Regions from separate parts of the Homo sapiens genome. Here region 2 is linked to region 1. Evidence: chromatin contacts called from ENCODE Hi-C or POLR2A ChIA-PET data. All regions are on one chromosome and are shown on one strand. Each heading gives the region's core, a stretch centred on a gene start or an enhancer-like site at or near the end of the contact. The rest is flanking DNA. Distances are from core to core; before and after follow the strand shown.

Region 1 (4,148 bases), core at 418-2,917:
AATCTTGTCATTACCTGCAGTGATACTGTAGATAATCCAGTATCATATTCCATGGCCGAACACATTATCCATCAGGCTCTTGCTCACCCTCAAAATGCACTAGTTCTTGGACCTCACACCAAACTTTTAACCTGTTGATCACCCAGTGGAACATGTTGGCTCCCTTATAAATTCATTGTTTCCAAATTCAGCTGAGTCCTCACTGAGGCCATAATTTTATCCCATTCCCCTCAACAACAAATCCAACCTCCTGCTTCTCTCTTCATATTCTCTCTGTGACACCCCTCCCACTTACTCTCAGACATCCTTGCCTGCTGCTGCCCTGAGAAAGTCAAGGCCTCCAGAAACGGCACTGTCAATACTCCATTCCTTTTTTATACACTCCTGTGTTCCGTCTCCTTTCCCCTGCTCCGAGGACAAAAGAAGTCTCTCCTTCCTTGTCAAAGTCATCCCTTCCTAACTTCCAAGACTTCACACTTATTTTCCCCTCTCTTCTCTGTCTCTGTCTTCATCTTTTTCTCACCAGTCTTCTCCTTGTCCTATAAACAAGACAAAAAACATTTCTACCCTAACGAACAGTCCTCCAAGGACTGTGTGGCTCCCTGAGCCACACATTCTCTCCTCTTCTTTCTCAGCTCTCCTGCCCACAAGAGTTGATCATAATCACAGTCTTTATTTCTCTCCTCCTGTTTGATCCCCCTCACAATCTGACTTCAATTCTCACCATCTGGTACAAATCCTCTTACGGTCAACAATCATTCCTTACTTGCTAATCCAAGGGACACTTTTCAGTTCTTGCAATGTGCTAAATCTCTACCTGCATTTGACACAGTTCATTACCTCCTATTTCTGCACTCTCCTTCAAATGGATGCTAGAATGCTCCACTTTCCACTGTTTCTCTGTTTCTTTTTCTCAGTCCTCTTCCTGAGTCCCTTTTTCTCCCCCAATCCTTAAACGACAGTTTCTCCAAGTCACACCCCATGGCCAATAACTCTCATCAGTCTATTTTTGTTGGGCGGTGCCATTCATCCTTCTGTCTTTAACCTTTGCCTAAATGTTATTGATTCTTGAATCCCTCTTGTCCGCCCAGAGCTACCTACTAAACATTTCTTTGCCACAAAATGTTCGGAGCAGGGCCACTGTTACAGATGGTGGAAATTATAATTTCCTCCTTTCCTCAAGTGCACAGGTCCAAACCAGGATTCATTCTTCCTCAAAATTAACACCTCTGCCTTAGCATAAGCATGCAAACCAAAATCAATACAGGCTAGTGTCTACTCCACTGCAACGCTAATGCAAAACATATCACTGAAGGAAAAGAGGGCTGATAGAACAAAAGCAAGGCTTAAACTTCAGATTCAAAGGCTCCTGTTGAAACCAGAGAGTCCCTACAGCAATTAAGTGGAAGTGAGGCCACATGTTTTGAAAGTATTTCTTTAACCCCTTGGAAAGCAAAGTTTTGTTAGTGCTATAAGCAGAATGCCTCAGGTCAGAGCTTCGCTGTAAGACTACTGGTTAAAGCACAGAATGGCCACAGAATTATGCGTGCCAGGCAGGCTTACTATTTTCAGCAGTCAAGCTGATGCAGCATATCTAATGTTTTGTGGAGGTCACAGAGTACATTGCCAAGGATACCGTTCTGTGTTACTGAGACACATGGTGACACTCATACCTAATATCCCACGCTGGGACCTGCTGTCCACCAACCATTCTGCAAACATGTGGTTCATGCTGGGCAGACCCTCAGCTGTGTCCTCAGCAATGATGCTATAAATGGCTGTCATTTAGTCTTATCTATTTACTCATGAAAGAGAAATTCAGTCACAATGGCCAGAGAAATGCAAAATAGATTAAATAGCATAGGAACTTTAAAGCATAAATCCTTTCCTGATGATGACGAGGAACAGAATTTTAATCAACAGGTTATTTTTCAGTGAACTAAAGTGAATTTGATGCACAGCTAATATTGAGAATCTGCTTTTAGTGGCATTTTTGGAGTCCTTATTATGTTTCATTATCTTTGAAACCCACTTCAATATTGAATATGGTCCTTGACTTGACTACTTTGACAATGCATCTCCAGTAATCCGAGTACATACAATATATTTACTATAGTATTTGGAAACCACAGGTACTATATAGCTAATGTGTTCAGCCAGATTTAAAACAGGTCCTAGATTTCAGCTGTGCCTCATCTCCTAATTGACTGTTGAGGGCCGACCCTCCTATTCTTTTACTTCGCGTTTCCAAGTAGAGGAAGCTCCCTTAGCATAACCCCTGGGCATTTTTCTGCCCTCTTGCTCATGGGGTATCTGAGTGATGAAGGAACTGAGCATGTTTAGCCAAGCCTCTTCCTCCAACTTCGGGCAAAATGTGCACTTTCTCTTCCACTCCATACTACAGGTTTTACGGGAGCTGCCCCTACAGGAGAGAACTGCATGGTGGGCTCTTCCTGGTGGCTGAGTGGGTAAGTCTGGCTTCGTTCAGGCTAAAAGGGCAGCAGGCACCCTTGCCACAGACCGAAGTCTTCAATTGAGCTCTTCTCATTAAGAAAGCGAGCATTTTGATCTCTAACTCCTGCATCTCTCAAGTGGGGTAACAGGTCACGCAGCATTATTTATCATGAGAAACAAAACCAATTATTAAACAATATCTATGCTGGTTCGGGTGTAGGCATTTACACAGTCAATTCTTATCAGTTTCCCTCAGTTGGTAATTTCTATTTAGTACAATGTTAAGAAGCACTAAATTGTTTTTTTTAATTATATGAGACATTTCTTGATTACATTCTGTGCATATTTTCATTACACCATATGTAGAAGATCAAGAGAATGACAGACTAAAAACACAAAGAGAAAAAAAGAGAAGAAAAAATGTAATAAGACTGCCAATGCACAAAGATGGGCCACATAACCTGAATAGAGAGGTAAATAACATGTCTAGAAATTTGAGAGAAAACTTTTAAATGTTTATCTCTGCAATCAATTTCAAAGTCAAGCAATCTTTCAATGGTTATTTACTATTCATAGTAACTGCCAATACCTCGACCTATAGCCTCGCCTTATTTTATGACAAAGGAGACAATTTACATTTGAGTATATCCTCCAATATCCACAGACATTTCATCAACATTTTGGCCTATTTTAGCAGCATCATATTTTTCTCATTCAGTCTTTCTGAAGGATAGCCAGAAGAAATCATCCATTTTAGAGTATTTTTCTCGCATTAGTTTTTGAAGAAATCTAGATCCAAAAATAAGTAGAACATTATGTCACCACTGTTTTCAATACATATACTCTGTGTGCATGTGGATCAAACCCATGACACACCATTGCAAGGGAATGCAACAGTTCTTGTGTTGTAACTCCGGTGCATCAGGTCAGCTGTCACGTTGGCTCTCCTGAAGCTGGACCTTGATAACTTTTTGTTTTAAAATTATTTTCAGATTACACAATTTATTGTAAAGTGATAGGAAAGCTTTCTTAGTGATGAGTCTGTAATTTCACTATCAATTATGGTTGTAAATACTGGATCCTATTGACCATTTATTCCTCAAATGCCATTTTACTGCCCATTTAAGTAACCGTCATAGCTGCTTTTTTCTTTTTTGAGAAGGAGTCTCGCTCTGTCGCCTAGGCTGAAGTGCAGTGGTGCAATCTCGGCTCACTACAACATCTGTCTCCTGGGTTCAAGAGATTCTCCTGCCTCAGGCTCCTAAATAGCTGGGATTACAGGTGGGTTTCACCATGCCTGGCTAATTTTTGTATTTTTAGTAGAGCCGGGGTTTCACTATGTGGGCCAAGCTGGTCTCGAACTCCTGACCTCGTGGTCCGCCTGTCTTGGCATCCCAGAGTGCTGGGATTACAGGCATGAGCCACCACGCCCGGCCTATAGCTGCCAATTTTAAGGACATTACCTGGGAGGTGAAATGAACTTATCATCTTTTCTGATGCCACTTAAGCACAAGATTTCTAAAAAAAGAGCTATTTATTACTACCAAACAAGTGTAGCAATACTTCCAAAGATAAACACAAAAAGACCTGGATTCTAATCATGCCTTTCTGTGCACTTATTGGTAATACTGGGCAAACTACATAATCTGTCTAAGCCCCAGGTTCCTCATCTATAAAATGCAGTAACACTTACC
Region 2 (4,474 bases), core at 958-3,457, 200 kb after region 1:
ACTGCTATTTGGTGGTACAAAATACGCAAGTGTTAATAAAAATCTCACATGAACCATCGCAACTTGCACCTTACCAAGCATGCTTCTCTTATTTCCCAATCGCATATGTAATAATCCTCATTACAGAAACCGACATTATAAAATAGCCAACTATATTTGTTCAGAATGCCAGAGCCTGTGCCACATGAGAGGTCTAAGAGTGGAGCTGCTGTTGGGAGGTGCCAGATGAGGCCAAAAGAAGAACTATCATGTGGGCACTATGTGGGGACTCAGGAGCTACGTGGGATCAGGCCTGCCAGTCTTAACATGGGTGAAATTTATTGAAACAGGCACAGTAGAGAACTTCAAACTGGGACGGGGGCAGCAGATACCTGTGTTACACAAAGACTAAACAGAATACCATACGCAAAGAACTAACGGTGCCTGGCAGGGAGGCACCCTAAATCCACATTTTCCTTCCCCTTGTTTATAATCATTCCAGTCTGGATCTCAGCATCAAGGACTATTTGAATCCAGTGGGGGAGTCAGGTTCCAATCAAGGAGAAAAAGACTGGGGAAATAGACGTGAAGTGAAAGGGAGTAAAAATGGTTCCACCCACTGATGATGGTTCATTGGGCTCCTGTAATGATTTTTCATCATGGTCCTAACCACCCTACTGACAATTATCTTTTAAAACATATTGAAAGGGTTCCAGTTTCAGAGAATGTGCTTGGGAGCCATATGGATGAAATTGTTTCCTCGCAACTAACGGTGCTATGTATATAGAAGATGCTCAATAAACAGCATATTGAACCATTAAGGGAATGAAGAGAGAGAAGGAGAGAGGCAGGTCACCTGCTTGGTTAGGTAGTTACTTGGGACCATGATCTTTTTAGAAGTTTCGCTTTTACTTCTAAAGGGTCCCAAATACTAACTCTGCAAAGGTACTTTTTCCAATAAGTAAATATATACGGAGCAGCTGTTAAGGATAAGGCAGCGGGACACAGCAGTCACCAGTCCAAGCTCTGGAACCAGTTTGCCTGGGTTCAAATCCCAGCTCTGCCACTGATTATCTGTGTGGCTTCAAGCATATCACTTACCATTTCCGTGCTTCCATTTTCCCATCTGTAAAACGGCCATAAACAGTGCTTGCTTGAGAAGTATCTTATATATCAGGCACTGTGCTGGGTGTTTGTTCTATACACAATATACCACCTCATGCAAGCACCTACACTACCACTCAAGCAAGCTCCTAGACTACCGCTTGTACATGGTAAGTGTTCCAGAAGTGTGTTTGCTGTTATTTTTATTTGGCACTGAACTAGCCATTTTTATCACTATTATCACACTCTGTCAACTCTAACAGCATAATGAATCAGGCTTCTACTTGTCACTGGCCCCTCCTATTTATGACATCTTGCATGGTCCCTTAGGGAAAAAGGTGGCAACCTCATCTGTTGGCTGATGACAACATTCAGCTCCACAGGCAACTTTTTTTTTAATTTTCCATAGGAAAAGAAGAGGGGATGCTATTTCTCAGTGCTCCCATTGGGTCATGACAATTAACAGTCACAGCCGTGGCCATTTATTGATACCATGGATACCAGCTACTAGTCAGTTATTTTGGGTTTTTTTCCTTTAAAAATACCTGTCTAATAAGAACTCATACAGGTGACCACTATAATAAAAATTCTTCCATTTCTTTTTAGATTCACTATCATTGGAAGTGCTCTATCTTTCCCTCATCCTAAGAAGTGGGAATTAGCTAGACTTCTATAACAGGTGAAAGAGAGGTTTGCTTTGACTTAGGGAAAGAAAGAGAAGGTGAGAGCCCTAAGGCCGAATGCTGGGGGCATGTTTATTTAAAGAAAAGAGATGTCTGCTCTCCCGCCTTGCAGCCAGGAACTCCAACGAGCCCTGACCCAGTCTAACTTGAGGGGAGGGTTAGCACCCTAAAGAATATCTTCACCCAAGGGCCAACAGAGAAATCACCCTCCGAGTGTCCAATCACTGACTGTCTCCAGGCAACTATTGGGTAAACTGCTTTTTTTAATCACTACAAAACACACACACACACACACACTTTGCTTCCTGTCAGGGCAGCAACAGAGTCTATTTTCTCTGCCACAGCCAAGTCCAAGTGCCAATCAGGCAACCGTAGCTGGGCACAGACTCACTGAGAAAGCGCTCAGGCAGTGGGGAAATGTGGCTGTGAGGCCCTAGTGAGGAACAGCCTGGCTGAAACAAGGAGGGAACAGGGTGATGACTAAGACGCAGTCCTTGGCCACAGGGCTCTGGGGTTCACCAAAGGAGGCAAATCCCCCCACCACACACACACACAAAAAAAATTCGTGATAGTAAAATACAGCAACTTTTCTAAAAAAAAGGCAAAAACTGAGGCTCAGGTGTGTACAAAGAAGGGAAGGATTAATGAGCTTAGAGGAATCAGGGACCATGCTGCAGAGGCAGTCGGGTTTAAGCTCTATCTTGAAAGGATTTGTCCCTGGAGAAGTGGAGAAGGGGCATTCCAGGTTGTGGCTACCCCAATAGCCATTCTCCCCTTTTTCCTGAGGAATACAACTCAAGAATATTATCTGAGCATTACTCCTGCCTGGGGTAAAAGATCCTTCTCCAGAGTCTCTCCTATATACAGAAAGGGCCATGTTCCTGAAGTTCTGGGCAATAAAATAGTAGCCAGTATGTCAGAAAGGGTTTCCCAGAAGCCACCTTATATGGGAAGGATGCACTCTTCACTTTCCTTGCCTCCATCCAGCTTCCTGGAAAGGTGATGTGATCACGACTCTCCAGCAGCCATGTTAGACTGGGAAGATGGGGGAGGGGGTCTAAGAATGGTAGTTCAAGTGTTGAAAGGAATCTCAGTCAAGGACCTCCAGGGTTTACAATTTATGAGGATCCCAAAGGGCACCTGGCTTTAGTAGTTTATAAAGCCCCCTCTTTTGGAAGAATTTGGGAAAAGTTCCCAAATGAGAAGACATCTGTGGGTCACCACCCTAAGTCTCACACAAAATGGCTCTCTTCCCTCACTGAAAAGCAAGCAGGTTTCCCGCAGCCCCTTCCTGCTAAGAGTGGAGTACAGCCTCTACAGCCTCTATTTTGTCCAAGAATTTTAATCCAGAGTCTAGGCTCAAACACAAATCCCAAAGTCCTCTCCGCATTTTTCTTAGAAGAGTTCTTATCTGTGCCTCAGATGTAAAATGGACAGTGGATCATCATGCAAACTCTGAGTGGCCTGCAAGGAATATTCAAGAACTTCCGAGGCAGGTACCTTCACCCCCTGCCCTACCACCAACACATATCTACCTTCAATAGACCTAGAGAAATTTAAGAGTGTTTCTACCCTACCTTGTTTCAAAACACAATCATAATAAAAGTATGTGTAGCATCCAACGCAAGCCCTTTTCTCAATAAATCATCATCAATCAAATTCTCCTGCTTAGAATTCTTCCGTGGTCTTAGCTTAAATCTTATTTTCACTAAGAATCCTTGTCTTTTTAAAGAGTGCTTTTCTCTTAATCCCCCCTGCCCCATTCTTTGTCTTCATAGTATGTATTCCAAATCGTAATTATATATGTATTGTTTAATCTCTCTGTCCCCCTGCCACATTGTATATTTCATGAGGGCAGGAAGTATGTTTATTTTGTTCATTACCTAACACCATGCCTAACACTATGCTGCACATTGTTGGAGCTCAGTAAACACTTTTCAGGAAATAATTTTTGAAAGCACACTTTCACACATTAAAATATTAATGCTTATTTTTGCCACTGTTTATACTGAAGCAAACTTACAAATGAGTGATAGCCAAGTCTCCCAAATAATTATTTTCATATTTTAACAATTTGACTGAGCTTATTGTCGCTTTCATTCCATTTCAATTGGAATAAGATATTCAATTAAAATAAAATAATTGTTCAAAATATTTTTTAAACACTTCTGAGGGGAGAAAAAGATAGCTATGTACTCATTGCAATAAATATAACTTCAGTTCCTCACTTGGTGCAGACCCATTTGGTGAACATACTTGGCAAAAAAATAAGGCTGAGGAATTTTTTTTAACAGTTTTCAGTCATGGAAATGAAAAAGCTACAAGTCCTTCTGTTCTTGACCTTGATTTCTTTTTTTTTTTTTTTTTTTTATGATGGAGTCTCGCACTGCCGCCCAGGCTGGAGTGCAGTGGCGCGATTTTGGCTCACTGCAAGTTCCGCCTCCCAGGTTCACACCATTCTCCTGTTTCAGCGTTCCGAGTAGCTGGGACTACAGGTGCCTGCCACCACGCCCGGATGATTTTTCTTTCCTTTTTTTTTTTTTTTTTTTTTTGGATTTTTAGTAGAGACAGGGTTTCACTGTGTTAGCCAGAATGGTCTGGATCTCCAAACCTCATGATCCACCAGCCTTGGCCTCCCATAGTGCTGGGATTACAGGCGTGAGCCACCGCACCTAGCCGACCTTGATTTTAAAAGCAAGTGCAGGTGT

Evidence for each region. Hi-C counts contacts between places; a loop is a spot of excess contacts on that map. ChIA-PET counts read pairs that join two places held with the same protein, here RNA polymerase II (POLR2A). Pooled maps may share reads with other maps.
Region 2: a pooled map of gastrocnemius medialis shows a loop between it and region 1 (2.2-fold over the local background). The contact joins two enhancer-like sites. A Hi-C loop is called at or near these places in 2 of 168 maps with a recorded cell type or tissue (MCF 10A and gastrocnemius medialis) and 5 of 50 pooled maps. POLR2A ChIA-PET finds 5 or more read pairs at or near these places in 1 of 52 experiments (MCF 10A).

What each region holds. Positions count from the first base shown.
Region 1 is chr4:41,567,615-41,571,762 of GRCh38, reverse strand. The region is part of intron 1 of LIMCH1 (LIM and calponin homology domains 1); the gene reads right to left. It overlaps LOC105374423 (a long non-coding RNA gene), which reads left to right. Exons shown (of 4, transcript XR_001741667.2): 1 at 1-4,148. Among named protein-coding and RNA genes, the nearest start is that of LIMCH1, 32 kb to the right of the region's middle. Within about 2 kb of position 1,667, at least 6 of the 41 ENCODE cell types and tissues checked have a DNase peak (open chromatin) inside an H3K27ac peak, as active enhancers do; they include gastrocnemius medialis, where a contact is called at or near this core.
Region 2 is chr4:41,367,529-41,372,002 of GRCh38, reverse strand. It overlaps a transcript of LIMCH1 not described here. Among named protein-coding and RNA genes, the nearest start is that of UCHL1, 110 kb to the right of the region's middle. Within about 2 kb of position 2,207, at least 12 of the 41 ENCODE cell types and tissues checked have a DNase peak (open chromatin) inside an H3K27ac peak, as active enhancers do; they include gastrocnemius medialis, where a contact is called at or near this core.